Linked DNA regions of Homo sapiens: region 2 is linked to region 1. Evidence: read pairs that join two places in POLR2A ChIA-PET (ENCODE). Cell type or tissue: PC-3. All regions are shown on one strand.

Region 1 (8,000 bases):
GAAAAGGAGAAAAAAGAAACATGCACAAAGAAATTCTTTTAGTTATGCAGGTAGAGACAGTCTGTGTGTGTGCCTCTGTCTCTTTCACACAGACATACGTACAAGCAAGCACATACACAGGAACCTACAATGGCAACCTGCCGGAAAGAACTTGATGTTGTATGCTAGAAAACATCACCCTCTAGTGACTGCTAGTGTATTTGTTGCTTATTCAATTTATCAAGAATTCACAACATTTTAACTCTTCTATCCAAAAAAATGCTTTTAAAAAGTCTTCAGAAATGCAATCATCATTACAATCACGTGTTGCTGTGGCTGCACTGGGGGCATGAATTCCTGGAAGTTATACAAAAACTTTCTATGCATGTGCCTTTGTGCATTTTCTTCTATGAATGTCGTTAAGTGTTGAGTCTCAAAGTGGTCTGTGAATAAAAAAAAAGGTCAAATTAAGATGTTTTGACCAAGCACGGTGGCTCACATCTGTAATCTCAGCACTTTTGGAGGCTGAGGCAGGCAGATCACCTGAGGTCAGGAGTTCGAGATCAGCCTGGCCAACAAGGGGAAACTCCACTTCTACTAAAAATACAAAAATCAGCTGGGTGTGGTGGTACGTGCCTGTAATCCCAGCTTCTCGGGAGGCTGAGGCAGGAGAATCGTTTGAACCCAGGAGGCAGAAGTTGCAGTGAGCCAAGATCATGCCACTGCACCTCAGCAACAGAGCAAGACTCAAAAAAAAAAAAAAAAAAAAAAACAGATGTTTCGTAGGGAAATTAATGAACCATCCCAAGTACTTCAAGTTCCTATTTCCTCAACATGCCCCCCTCCTTTTTATTTTTATTTTTTTTTGAGACGGAGTTTTGCTCTTGTTGTCCAGGCTGTGCAATGGCGTGATCTCGGTTCACAGCAACCTCTGCCTCCCAGGTTCAAGCGATTCTCCTGCTTCAGCCTCCTGAGTAGCTGGGATTACAGGCATGCACCACCACGCCTGGCTAATTTTGTATTTTTAGTTGAGATGAGGTTTCTCCATGTTGATCAGGCTGGTCTCAAACTCCTGACCTCAGGTGATCTGCCCATCTTGGCCTCCCAAAGTGCTAGGATTACAGGCGTGTGCCATGCCCGGCCAACATGCCCTTTCTTTACATACATCCCTAATGGGGAAAGTAAAATCTGAGACCTAACTGAATTCCATTGATCTGTTCTGTAAATCATTTTACATTTATGTTAATCTTCCAAAAAGTGTGCTCCCATTTTCCTCACCTCTTATTTTTAAAATGTTATCATATATAACACCAGACTCCTGAGCCACCCTCTGGCTTTTCTGCCCCTTCCACAGCTACAGCTCATCTTCCACGGACCCTTTCATTTCCTCCTTTGGAAATTAAAGACAGCACATGCTCATTTATCTCACACTCTTTTGTAAGAATTACAAATTAACTCGTATTAATACTAAGAGTATTAATTATCGCTAATTAGAAATAAGCTGAGAAAGATAAAGTACTATACAAATGTTGGCCGCTGAATGGCTACAGGGACACATGAAGTCAAAACAGTATCAGGTCTTTCTATGTCTGCGGCAGAATGCCAAAGCCCTGACACACATCCTTTTAGCAGCTTTAAGTCACTTCTGCAAGTGAATACTAGGAGATCGTCCCTTACTCCTGATCTTTGCTCTCAGGGGGCCACTTCAGCATAAGCCTTCCACCCTCCACAGATAACCTCAGGTTCTCCTCAAGCCTCTAGATCTTATTTCACATTTTATCATAGGTGCAACTTCTTGTGTACTTAACACTGTTGAACTGTTGAGTTTAAAAATGATTAAGGTGGTAGATTTTATGTGTTTTTTACCACAATAAAAAAAAGAGGCTCCAAACGAGCTGCAAAATGAGGGCCCTAAAAGATTATAAAGGACTCTAATTCTAATGTTTTTCATTTTTCAGATGAAGGAACAGAATGAAAGTCCCACAGTTGAGAGCCAAGAACAGGACCTGGGGGGTACACTGATTCCTAGTACACAGTTGACTACAGAACAACAACAACAACAACAAAATAAACCAAGTACAATGGGAAAAACTGAAGAAAATAGTTAAGTGGGACAAAGGCAACAAAGTAGGCAGAATCACAAGAAGAAAGAAGACCAAGGGAAAATTTCAAGAACATTTTTTAAAGTAAGAAAGCATGGAAGAAATGACTGAATATTATAAATATAGGATGGTCCCTGTTTTGCTGGAATAGCAGTCTGAAACCATCATTTATCTTGGTCTGGGTGGAGCTGAGGTCTGGGAATTCCCATATAAGGTAGTTTGTTCATGCTTACTTCCTCAAGCACACATTACACCTCCTCATCTGAAAAAGGCACTGGAAGAAAAGATTCTTTGGGAATGACATCCACACATACATTAAAGGCTGTGGTTTCCACTCCTAATGGTTAGTAGATTTGCCAAGACACAGCATCCTCGCAACCCCCACCCAAATACGGTTCAGCATCTAGCAGTCAACACCACAGGGCCTTCCTGTGGTCACGACTGGCAGTGGTGATAAAGGTCGGTATGACCTTACTGCTCTCCATAAATAGCCCTTCAGTCAGTAATGTCCTTGCATGATATGGTCACATTCTTTCAAGAGCAGCCCTGCTTTTATGTATGGTACCTTCCTTCCACAGAGCTTTCCATCTCAGGTGAAGCTGCTTTCTTGCCCCACCATAATTCCTCTCAATGACTTCAAAGCAGGGCCTCTACATTCGATTTTTTTTTAGGATGAGTCTGTCTACCTTTTTTTTAGAGCTATGCTGTCTACTTTGGTAGCCAGTAGTCACATGTAGCAACTTGAAATGTGGCTAGTCTGAATTCAGATGGACTTTAAAGTACCCACTGAATTCTCCTGGTAACTTTAAAATGCTGATGACATGATATGTATATAGCTTGGACATGATGACAGTTTGATATACTGGGTTAAATTAAACATATTATTAAAATTAATCTTCCCTATCTCTTTTTTCCTGTTTTAAATGGCTACTAGAAAATCTTAAAACTACACATGCTGCTTACATTGTATTTCTACAGGATAGCACCATTCTAGATAGTATAATAAGCCCTGCTTATTGAATACGCTCAGTAGAAAGAAACCCTGGAATCCTTTCATTTCAAACGATCTCCTGTCGGCCAGCCAACTTTCTTCATTTGCAGGTGAGATTCTTCATCTGTAATGTAGACAAAATAAACCCCCCTCACAGACTGGTAAGGACTGAGAACACAAAGAAAGCATTTTAAGCGTTCAGCAACACTAAATGTGTTCTCAGTAAATGTCACTTCCCTTTCTGTGGGTGCATTCAGTAGCTGGTTTAGTCATCTTGGGGTTAGTCATGGAACGTCTGGATTCCAACCCTCTTTGTTCCTTTTTCTCCACTCTAATCACTTCCACAGAATTCACCATAACTTAGAGGGCAGGGGTCTGTGGTGAACTTTCTAAGCAAAAGCTACCCCTTCCCCACAGCTGAATTTTTTACTCCTACCACTTGTCGACCATATCCTTCCCACCTCTTCTCTGCTGGTGCATTCATTAATAAATTATTAAAATTAATCTCAAAATTCTGGCTGCTGCTCATTTTCTCCTTTGGGCTGTTACCAGTAGCTCACTGCTATTGTCTGAATTTAAAGGGAGCTTTGTTACTATTCTAGCTATTTCATGTGTGAACACTTCCTTCCCCTCAAGTGCATGGATATCCTTTACTTACCACTAGGGTCTCACCAGATATGTAATGACTGAAGGATTCTACAATGGTCCTAGAAATAAGTAAAATAAAACTGAATGTTGACTTTTAATTACTGACCAGGCCAATCAGGATTACAGGAATGAAAAGTACCTTTTATGACTAAGAAATCACATCTGACTTGGCAGTCTGGTGTTATTTCTGGCTGGTTTATCTGTGGAAAATTCACTTTATGATTTCTTCCCAGCTGTTGCTAGCAGTGTGCTAGGCTGGCAGCCCTAAGAGTTGAATCATCCCCATGGATGATACTATTTTCTCCTTCCCCACCCAACCTTTCCCAGATACTTGGCATTTTTTAGTATTATACAGGTGCTAATTGTTCTGAAAGTCTGGCTTAAATTAAAGTTTATTGTAAATTGACGTAATCTAGCATCTGGATATCATTCTGTGTCTATGTCCCTTTTCACAAAGACAGCAACTCCAGGTCTGGGTAGGCTTGAGAGTGGGGATGGAGAAGTAACTCCGGCAAGACCTTTTCCCCAGCATTCCTTTATAGAAGGCAGGCGGTGAGAAGGAAAGAATTAGTGAGGGAAAGAAAAGGCAATCGAAGGGGAGAAGATTTAAGAAAGAAAAAAGCAAAAGAAAGAGAAGAATGGCTTTTTTCACAGTAGAAGTCACACAGTGGGAGGCTTGGATAAGGTTTAGATATGTTTGGAAGTAGAGAAAAACCATGAGACTATCAGGCACTAAAGTGAATTTAGTTGCTTTCAAACCCTGAACTCTAGTAATTCTGGATCTTAAAGGAGATATGCATAAATGATGCAGAGTAAACTAAAAAACAAAAGCAGAGAATGATTGGAAGTCCCTCAAAAAGCTAAACATAGAATTACCACATGACCCAGCAATTCCAGTTCTGGGTATATATCCAAAAGAATTGAAAACAAGGATGCAAACAGGTATGTGTACACCCATGTTTACAGCAGCATTATTCACAATATCCAAGGTATGGAAACAACCCAAGTGTCCTCCACAACTGAATGTTATATACATTTTACTATTAATACAATAAAAAGGGGAACATTTGTTGTTCACCTAGATCCCACCAAATATCAAGCTAGGATCCTTTTACATACACTACTCACAGATTAAATACTATTGCCATTTACAGATGAGGAATCTGCAACTCAGATATTAAATAATTTGTTCAAAATCACACAAATGGCAGAAGTAAAATTTAAACCCAAGGTCTTTCAACTTACACCACAGTATTTCAAGGATAAATAGGCTCAATGAATAAAGAACAAGTGAGAAAAGTATACGCTCCTTATGGTCTGAAACTGTTAAATAAGTGACAAGAAAGACCATAAACAGCTGAACCCGAAGAACTTGGTAGTCTAAATGTCTTCCCAGGCTGCAAACAAACTTTCTTTCAGCATAGCACATTTTAAAGCCCTATAAGGGAATCTCTGCCTGTTCTCCACACACCCCCCTCCCACACACAAAAATTGGTATAAGTTATTTTTCAATTTTTTTAGATTCTGTATTATATGTCCCATCTGGGCTGATAAAGTATCCTTTTCTCCCAACAATATTATCATACATTTGTGGCAACATTTGGGGTATAAAATACCTCCCCACCTGCCACTTCACTTATTTTAATCAAGCACTCTACAGGACATCAACATTTCATCCTGTAACTGTTCTGACAAACTGCGCCTCAGAAGTGACACACCGACTCAGAGCTAAAACACTGCTCCTGTATACCTCCTTCTCCTGGAACTAATGGGTCAATCAACATATGGCTAACTTTTGGGCAAGACCCAATTTAAAATCACTGTAAGTCCCCGCATGAAAAAAACAAAACTAGGCTGGGCGTGGTGGCTCACACCTGTAATCCAAGCACTTTGGGAGGCCGAGGCACGTGGATCACCTGAGGTCAGGAGTTCGAGACCAGCCTGGCCAATATGGTGAAACTTCGTCTCTACCAAAGATACAAAAATTAGCCGGGCATGGTGGTGCGTGCCTGTAATTCCAGCTACTTGGGAGGCTGAGACAGAAGAATCACTTGAACCTGGGAGGCGGAGGTTGCAGTGAGCTGTGATCATGCCACTGCACTCCAGCCTGGATGACAGGGCGAGACTCTGTCTCAAAAAAAAAAACAAAAAAAAAAACTAAAAACATTTTTAAAAGTTCCCTTAAAAGGCCAAGCATGGTGGCTCAAGTCTGTAATCTCAGCATGTTGAGAGGCCAAGGCAGGAAGATCTCTTGAGGCCAGGAGTTCAAGACAAGCCTGGGCAACACAGTGAGACTCTGTTTTTATAAAAATTTTAAAAATTAGCCAGGCATGGTGGTGTGTGCCTGTAGTCACAGCTATTTGGGAGGCGGGAGCAGGAGAATTTCTTGAGCCCAGGAGGTCAAGGCTGCAGTGAGCCATGATCGTGCCACTGTACTGTAGCCTGGGTGACAGAGCAAGACCTTGTCAATCAATCAATTTTTTTTTAAAAAAAGTTTCACTGAAGGCTTCCTCTTTTTTCTGGGAACTTGCGGAACTACTGACATCAAGAAACTATCAATGAGACTTCAGACTCCTTCCCACGCCTCTGACAACGCCCAGGTTCAGGCCCCACCGCATCATTTGCTCAGTCCTTTGCTACAGGATGTTCACACATCTGGCATTACCCATGGAAACCATTTCTCAGTCACCTTTGTGTCCCCAGAACCTAACACAGTGCTTAGCATGGGGCAACCACTCAAATGTCAACTGAATGAAAGACCCACTGACACATCCTTTCGTATGGTATTGCTATCTTGCTCTTTAGTCCTTCTAATCCATTCTCTACACTGTAATATTAGCAAACACTTCACTGCAACATCACAGATGCTTCCCTAATGTCCCCAAACTTTACACTGCCCTCAAGACCAATACTCCACATACACCCTCCCTCCCTGCCATTCTTATCCTTCAAACATTCCAGCACAGTAGATAATTTTTGAATTTCTTTCATTCATTCAACATTTATTTACTGAGCACTTACTGCTCTGGGCACTGGGAATACAGAGGTGAACAAGAGGAAACAAAGCCCCTGTTTAACAAATCTTCCAGGCTAAAGCGGAAAACACAGCACAGAAAGGAATAGGGCAGGGGGTAGATCCAGAAAGCACTTGCAGCCCAGCATAAAAACTGGATGTTATTCTAGGTGAGATGGAAAGGCAATGGAGGACTCTGAAGAGAGAAGTAACACTGACCTGCAAACCTTTGCTCGAGCTGTTGCCAACTGTGCCTAGAACAACACTCTTTTCCATCATTTGTCAAATTCTTCAAAGCCCAACTCAAAAGTCACTACCTCCATGGTGCCGTCTCTTAGAATTGAAGGGGGTTCCCCGCTCTTTTTGGTTAGCCTCAAAAACTTGACACTACCTGTGATGGCCTGATGTTTAGTTATTTTTGTATATTTTTTAAACTACCACCAAGTGTTTATGTTCATTCAGAATATTTTATTCTATTTTCATTCTATCAGCTATGCAAAGTGCCTTGTTGTTTGCAAACTAAAAAGCATGTACCCTTTTTATCAACTAAAAGACCAAATTAAAATGATCATCCTCTTTTTAATGTTTTCTTTCTTATCCATGAAAAATACTTGTGTTCTCCTGTTCATTATAACTATTCCTTATTTCCTGATTATGTATGTGAATGTACATATATACACACGTGTACATACACACAACATACATCTATATAAGAGACTGCCTTACACATGCAATCGGTATCACTCTTAATGTTCTTGAAGGTTAACTGTAAAATCAATGCTTTTGCAAATACATTTAAATCTCTAGGAAGTCCACTGTATAAGGCAAGTCATGTAGTAAAGCAAAAGATTCTTCTGTGGGTAAATAATCACCCCTTAATAAATGTTTTCCAAATGTAGGTCTGAGGCATTACAGTTCCTTTAAGAGTGGCCTGCTGGGGGAAATTCCACCCAACAGCAACAGAATACATATTCTTCTCAAGTGCACATGGAACATTCTCCAGGACAGGTCAAGAAGGCTGAAATTACATCACGTATCTTTTCTGATCACAATGGTATGAAACTAGAATAGTTTCTAAAGTAACAGGAGGACATGGAAAATTAACAAATATGTGGAAATTAAACAATATGCTCCTAAACAACTATCGAGATAAAGAAAAAATTAAAGGGGAAATTAAAGAAGAAAATAAAGGAGATATATAAAAAAATCTTGTGACAAATGAAGATGGAAATACAACATACTAAAACTTATGGGATGCAGCAAAAGT
Region 2 (8,000 bases), 350 kb after region 1:
CCAGCTGCAGAAATTTGCATAAGTAATGAGGAGCTGATTGTTAATCTCCAAGACAATGAGAAAAATGTCTCCAGGGCTTGTCAGGAGTCTTCATGGCAGCCTCTCCTATCACAGGCCCGGAAGCCTGGGAGGAAAAAATGGTTTTGTGGACTAGGCCCAGGGTCCCCGCGTTGTGTGCAGCCTAGGGTCTTGTTACCCTGCTTCCTAGCTACTACAACCGTGTTACCCTGCTTCCTAGCTACTCCTTGATTGTCCCATTGGCCAGAAAATGGCCATTCAATTCCCGTGTTCCTTTAAGGCACCTATTCTGTCTCCTATTCAGACAGTGCTTAATTAGTAAAGGGATTCTAAGTCTGGAAGTTAACCAGAACCCTTTTTCTATGGGTAAATGCTTTAGCATAGGCCATCATAGCAGGATATAGAGTTCAATCTAGCATGCTCCCTCCCTTAAAGGGGCCTTGCCCAATTATGTGATTTTTCTTGAAATTCATTTTTTTTTTGGAAGGCACGCAGGCCACACAAGTCTAGGAGGTCAAAGGGAAATAAAAGGCAGAAGACTAAGACTGCCTGTGGACAGTATGACTAAGGCCCAAAAGTTTAGTTCCTCTGGGGCCATGACTTATAGGGTCATGTCTGCAGTCATGGGTGGCACATTTAAATGGGTGCCAGGATTCAGGAGCCAAAGACAGAAAATAGTTGAGGAATGCCCTCTACTGTTTTCTTCTCCATCCTTGATCACAATACCGAAAGGAAGGAGACTAAAAGGACACTTTTATTCTCACTTCTGTTTTTAGATGGGTAACAGATCATCTTCAACATGCACTCCCCTGGAGTGTATTTTGAAGCACTGGGACTCCTTCATCCTTGAAACTTTGAAGAAAAAGTGGCTTATTTTCTTTTGCACAAGAGTGTGGCCTTTGTACTAGACCTTTGCAAGTGTTGCAAAATCAACCCAGCTCTTTTAGCAATCATATCAGGCAGGCCCAAAGAGAATAATTCCCCAAAATTAGAAAAGCAAGGTCCTGGGAAACCACCTGAGGATTCCCTTATTTGGGGGTGCCTTCAAGTTCCCTTCTCATTGCAGGACTTTAGACAAGTAAAGGCAGACTTAGGCTGATTTTCTGACCACCCTGATAGCTATATAGAAGCTTTCCAAAATTTAACTCAGTTATTTGCCCTCTCATGGAGGAAAGTTATGCTGCTCCTAAGCCAAACCCTAACTGTAGCTAAAATAGGCAGCTCTGCAAGCAGATGAGAATTTTGGAAATAAGTAATATGTCTCCTATAGTGTGCCAAAATGGAAAAGAAAAAAATAGGGAAGGCAAAAATATAGGCAAAACACCATTCCCAATAGGAAGAGAGGCGATACCTCATAACAACTGTAATTGGAACTCCTTTCTGTAGTATTTTTTCTTCTTTTATGGTTTATAATGGTTCTATCTCTTTTATAATGTCCCCTTAACCTGGGAAAAGTTAATTTTCCAAACTTAAAAATGCTTGGCTTAGAGTTGAGCTAGGGGGAAGGGAACCCAGAAGTGTGATATGCTGGCAAAAGGGTAAAAATTTCTTACCAGTTGGGCTTTTGGCTTCTCTCTCCCTGTGTGAGCCAGTAAAGGGGATAATAAGGATCATTGTTTATATTCTCTGTGAATTTATAATTAATGAAAAAGGATTTTTGTTGATCTTAAGCTGTAGACAATTTGGTGTGCTTTGCATGTCTTTCTGTATGGTTCTGTCAAAGAAAAGATACCTTAGGTTAGGATGCAGGCCCAGGACCCCACAAGTCTGCGGTTCAAGCCAGCCCAACATAATAGTAACAAACTTGGCCACAGGCCTCCATCTTGTTTCATGTCTGGATACATGACCTGTAACTACATGGCAATAATATACTTTACTCTCAGCCTTTTTACAATGGTGGCTGTCTTCTTGTGCTAAGTCAGTTCCTGAGTAAGGGCCAAAAAATCATATAAGCCAGTTTGTCAATCGGGTGGTGCTAGCTGATTCATCAAGGGTAGAGTTTACAAAATATCTTAAGCACTGATCTTGAAAGCAGTTTAGGGAGGGTCAAAATCTCATAGTCTCTTGCTGCATGACTCCTAAGGGATGGTTTCAAGACTTCTGGCTAGTTTTTTGGTCTTGTTCCCAGGCAAGAGGGAAGTATATCTTTTTTTTTTTTTTTGAGATAGAGTCTTGCTCTGTCACCCAGCCTGGAGTGCAGTGGCTCAATCTCAGCTCACTGCAAGCTCCACCTCCCAGGTTCACGCTGTTCTCCTGCCTCAGCCTCCCAAGTAGCTGGGACTACAGGCACCCACCACCACTCCCGGCTAATTTTTTGTATTTTTAGTAGAGACAGGGTTTCACCGTGTTAGCCAGGGTGGTCTCGATCTCCTGACCTCGTGATCCACCTGCCTCGGCCTCCTAAAGTGCTGGGATTACAGGTGTGAGCCACCGCGCCCGGCCCTGGAAACATATCTTAAGAAGGAGCTGTTACCATCTTTGTTTTAAAGTATAAACTGTAAACCAGGTTCCTCCCAAAGTTGGTGAAGCCTGTCCCCAGGGATGGGCAAGGACAGCTCGGGCGCTGGAAACAAAATGGAGCTGTTTGGGTCAGATGTCTTTCACTGTCTCAGTTACAATTTTGCAATGATAGTTTCAAAAGCTGCTTACCCTCCTTTGAAAATGCCTTGCACACTCACGGTTAAATCATAACCTAATTAAGGCTCATTGGTTTCACCTGTAAGGTTACTTTTTGTAAAATTGAAAAGTCAAAAATCTTAACTGCTTGGCATGGCTAAAGTCGAGTAAAAAGGGATTTAAAAGGATTTTCTTAAAGAGTGCTCAGCTTAATTAAAAATGGATATTCAAGTTATAGGTATATTTAAAAGTTTTTCTGGAAAAAGCCTTTTTTCCTCTCAGTCGACTGAATTATTTTTCTCTATTTTTTGTCTTACCACTCCTAATGCATGCATGAGAGGCCCAAAGATAACTTCTGGTAGCATGGGACTCCTTGGGAAAAACAGAGGAGGTGCCACAGACCCTGTTTTGGGAAAATAAAAAGCCCTCTGTTTTTCCCACGAAGCCCCCAAAATTAAAAGTAGATAGTTTCCTCTCAAAATCAAAGACTCTGTTCTGTTATGTATTGTGTTATATACTGTTTATGTTTTGGGGGTTTCACATTACTTCACATTATGAGAGAGATTTGCTGTTTAATAACCAGGTAGAAAATACACTGTAAGGGACGGCTAGGAGTAGTAATAAATCAGAGAAGCATGCTCTTGGCCACCTGAAAGGTATGAAAACATCCCCACCCTCCACTAAAAAATAAGACTTCTATGGGGGGATGGGCTAATTGCCTTCAGCTGTGTCTGCTTATTAGGCACTAAAAAATGCATGGTACCTGACCCTGCTCCTCCAAGGGCTCCACCCTAAAGCCAGTAATCCAATTAAAAAACTGGCAAATGAAAAATCTTAACAAGTGCTGAATCTTCTGTCTGTGCTGCTATATATGTTTTGTGTGTAATGTCTGCAAAAAGAGCTCTAATTGATTGGCTTAAAGAAAAATAATTGCTTAAATCAAATACGTTTTTAGTTCACATGGCTTTAAGAATTAAAAATACTCTTAAGAATTATTGGTAGAATACAAGTGTCGTCAAAATGCAAATAGGTGGTCTGAATCATATAACTTAGATACCAGGGTTGCTAAATGTTCCCAGGTTGTATATTGCCTGCTTTACAGATAAGTAAGGCCTGGGACACATGGAGTTAGATACTGAAAAGTCAAACTTTATTTGCGTTTCTGTCTGGGTCCTAGGATCCACACCTGGTATATAATTAAAATCGCTTACTAACCAGGTTTTCCAGTGATTTTTTTTTTTTTTTTTTTGAGATGGAGTCTCACTTTGTCACCCAGGCTGGAGTGCAGTGGCGCCATCTCTACTCACTCCAAGCTCCACCTCCCAGGCTCATGCCATTCTCCTGCCTCAGCCTCCTGAGTAGCTGGGACTACAGGCACCCGCCATCATGCCCAGCTTATTTTTTGTATTTTTACTAGAGGCGGAGTTTCACCATGTTAGCCAGGATGCTCTCAATCTCCTGACCTCATGACCCACCCACCTGGGCCTCCCAAAGTGCTGGGATTACAGGCATGAGCCACCACGACCTGTCCCAGTCATGTTTTTAACTGTAACTATCCGGGAAATTTTGTCATTCACAGACAATTGTTTTCTTGCTTTGTTCCTTAAATATCAAGCAAGACAAGAGTTAACTAAGTGGACTGCACCCAAAAAGTTAAAGCAAGCTTTTAAACTTTTGCTTGGAATATTGCTGATGCTTGTTTTATTTTGTATCATCAAGTAAACTTATTTTTAACTATTTATGGCTTTTAATAATTGAGTAAGGTACATATTGTGAACCAAATTTGGAGCATGTTTATTTTTCTCTGCCTGGTTCCTCTAGAATTAGGAGACTATCTATGAGTACTCTTAACTTACGGCAATATAGTTGTTTGCATCAGTGTGACAATAATCCATTTTTCTTTGTCAACAGGACACAATTGGAAAAACTGGTTATTTTACATATGCTTTGACTGAAAGGGTGTGTTTCCCTTTGAGGAATCAAGCGTGACACGCAGAGCCAATAAAGCCTCTTGGGGAGAGCTGGCCTCATACCTTGTCTACACAGTGTGGCACAGGGTTCCTAACCTCTGGTCAGTCAGGAATGTCACTTTCTAACAGGTCTGGGAACTAACTCCATGTTGATCTTGGGAACTCAAGAGAAAGACTCACACAACTCATGGAGGATACGAACCATGGCTGGGCTCGGCTTTAAATGTCTTATCTGAAATTCCTTGTGGAACAGTTTCTTCAAAGCCAATCCAAAAGGCATATGTAGATGTAACCATTCTTGCTGCACATTATGCAAATAATCAGGCCAAGTATAAGACTATAGTGTATTCTACCCACAGCACACATGGTCTTATCATAATTTGTTTTTACCAAAAATGAGTACTGGAGAGAGAAATTGTGTTCCAAATGTTATCATATATTTGTCATTAAATTCTAGTCTCTTTCATTGTTTTGAAGCTTTTTGCCTACATTTTAGACGAACCCTGCTTATTCCTGTGAATCAAGTGGTATCTCCTACAGCTTGGAAGAAACAAAAAGGGATGGGTAATGTAAAAATCTGAATCAATATGCTAGTTCTGGGCAATGATCCTGCAAATTCTGCCAGGTAATAAAAGTAAGTAGGGTGCCCACCCATAATCTGGAGGTTTCTTTGTTTGGGAAAATAAAACTAAGAAAGTTCACAGACCCCCAAAGGGAAATTCTATATCTTGGTAAGTAAAATTTTAGATGGAAATTATCTACTGCACCACACTTATGGGAATTGCTATATTCACTCTACTATTTGCAATAGGGTTACAGGTATTTAAAGATCAAATCAAAATTATTGAATGCATTTAGCATCTCATTCTTTCAGACCATCAGGGAAAGATATCTAAATAGAGTTAGACTTCTGCTTCAGTGTTACCTCAGGACCCAATACCATCTGAAGATGCATGAGGCATTCAGTTCACGACTTACCTGAGTTTTATTTGGAGCTGCAAAGTCTAAAGGCTCCAAAGCTATTTTTTATATGATTAACAAGGGTTGAATATCCCGACCCTTTTCCAGGGCCTGGTGGTCGTCAGACACTAGGATGAGAGTCTCTAAGAGGGTGAGGCTTACCTGGTATCTCAGGCAGCAGAGGAAGCAGCTTGCTGCCTTTAGTCAAACTGCTTCCTGGAAACCCAGAGCCAGGTCCAGCTCCAGGACACTGTGCAAGCAAGAGCACAGCAGGTGAGGATGGTGCTGACTGTCCAGAGCTTATAAACCTGGGAGGATGGGTGGGGTGGGTGTGTCAGCCTGGGGTAAGGCTGATGCCAGGGCAGGACTTTGCACCTGCTGCTGTGTTCTGCCTCCACTGGATCCTGATGTACTCCCCAAGGTACAAATCTAGTCCTGGCTTGGCTCTCTGCAGATACCACAAAGTTGAGGGTCGCTGCTCCCTTTTTGATACCAGCTACTCAGAATGTAAATGAACAGGTCCAACATGAGGGAATACAAACCAATAATTCATTAATTATCCCAGGGAGCCCATATTTATACTGAAGGTCTTCCCAGACCAGCTCTCAGGACAGGAACTTGCACAATTATTTCATCCTGTTCCCTTTGACCCTGTAGAAAATATATTCTATTGCCTCTTTACTGAATCCGTAGTTAAAATTGGTGTAGAAGAAAGTTCATTTTAGGAAACCACAAGGCCTGTAATAAAACCATGAAACCTCCATGTCCCCCTCTGTGTGTGTGTGTGTGTGTGTGTGTGTGTGTGTGTGTGTGTGTATTTCAGGGCAAGAATGTCGGGGTTAGTGGATGCAGTGGGACACACTGTGGTTGTCAGTGGGTGTGGGCAGGGGAGAACAGTCTCCAGAGCTTCTGATCTTGCACTCCTCACCTGGTGCTTAGTAAAATTTCCATCTGTTGAGATGATCTAATTATTGATTTTACTCTTTTTATTATACATAGTAACACTCAGTATACTGGAGTTAAGTAAATATTGTACAGAGTTCATTGTTAAAATTCCATATATTTACATTGTCTGTCCTCTGTTTTGCAAGACTCCCAGAGACCATTCCTAATCTTCAATTTCAGTTATACTTTTGAGACAAAGTCATTGCTTTTTAATCTCTTTCTGAACTTTTGTTCCTGATGATTGAGCACTAAAACACAGAGCCTTAGGGCATGACTTTGAAGCCATATGGCTGTGTTCTCCATTATCTGGCAACCTGGTTTTAGGAATCATGTGACGTGAATTATGTAGAGCATCAGAACAGTGCCCAGGACAAAGGATGTCCGGCACGTGGTGGTTCATATCATCATTACACTTGGCTGCTGAGCTGATGTCTTGCAGAAAACCTAAATGAGGTCTGTTTGTGAAAACTCCTGGTGGAGGAGGAGGACTAAAATGCTCCCTTTATAGTTTCCATTACATATGCATGATATAGAATGTTCTCACTGTGAAACATGACCATTCCTGCTACAGACCTTCTTTAAGGGGTGAACATATCAAAACAGGAAAAATGTGAGTGTGAAAAGAGGTTCTGTTGATTACATTGACTGTCAAGGTAAGAAGTGGGAGTTTTCCAGCTAAAAGGACAGTCCCCGTCCAATTGGATCATTTGGTCACACTGTCATGACAGACCTGAAGCCAATAACAATTTTGATAATTGTCCTAGGGGCTGGTGTAGGAAGAACTGGGAGGTTTTCTTGGATAGAGTCCCCTTGCCTAAACAGATGCTGTAATTGTCACAAAACCATCTCTGCATGCTTGTTGTTTTGTGCTGTCTCTGGTCTCCTTTTGGAGGGAAGAACTGCATGTGTTAAGATCCAAGGGCAGAGAACCTGGTCTACTTGCATCTCTTTGTCTCTCCCTGTGGTTTCTTTTCACTGCACATATTTGACAATTTGATCCCCTGTCTATGTGGTATCTTTTGTTAGGTCTTAGTCAATTTTAGCTTTTTTCCATTTTAACAACTTCAAAAGGCTTAGAATTGTACCTGAGGTTTCCACCTTGCCAGAATTTCTAGTTTAGGGCCCACTATTTATCTTTTTCTTTTTATGAAAAAAAAAAAAATCTTTTTTTTGAGATTGAGTCTTGCTCTGTTGCTCAGACTGAAGTGCAGTGGTGCGATTTTGGCCCACTGCAGCCTCTACCTCCTGGGGTCAAGTGATTCTCCTGCCTCAGCCTCCCGAATACCTGGGACTACAGGCACATGCCACCACACCTGGCTAATTATTGTATTTGTAGTAGAGATGGAGTTTCATCATATTGGCGAGGCTGGTCTCAAATTCCTGAGCTTGTGATCCACCCACCTTGGCCTCCCAATGTGTTGGGATTACAGGCATGAGCCACTGCCCCCAGCCCCACTATTTATCTTTATATCAATATAACCAGGATCAGCA

Evidence for each region. ChIA-PET counts read pairs that join two places held together with the same protein. Peaks named below come from ENCODE experiments on the same cell type or tissue, not always from the same donor. Only the 100,000 strongest peaks of a DNase experiment are listed, where the experiment ranks them.
Region 2: POLR2A ChIA-PET joins it to region 1 with 7 read pairs; 1 of 35 experiments calls an interaction of 5 or more read pairs at or near these places.

What each region holds. Positions count from the first base shown.
Region 1 is chr2:108,589,667-108,597,666 of GRCh38, reverse strand. The region is part of intron 1 of LIMS1 (LIM zinc finger domain containing 1); the gene reads right to left. Among named protein-coding and RNA genes, the nearest start is that of LIMS1, 59 kb to the right of the region's middle. RefSeq lists silencers at 3,221-3,270, 3,291-3,380 and an enhancer at 2,572-3,771. In PC-3, a CTCF peak has its summit at 167 (motif pointing left); DNase peaks (open chromatin) are centred at 2,476, 3,316 and 3,926; H3K4me3 peaks cover 1,710 bases; H3K27ac peaks cover 3,241 bases.
Region 2 is chr2:108,237,810-108,245,809 of GRCh38, reverse strand. It overlaps SULT1C3 (sulfotransferase family 1C member 3), which reads right to left and starts at 5,842. Exons shown (of 8, transcript NM_001320878.2): 1 at 5,727-5,842. In PC-3, no CTCF peak of the experiment used is centred here; a DNase peak (open chromatin) is centred at 2,009; H3K27ac peaks cover 544 bases.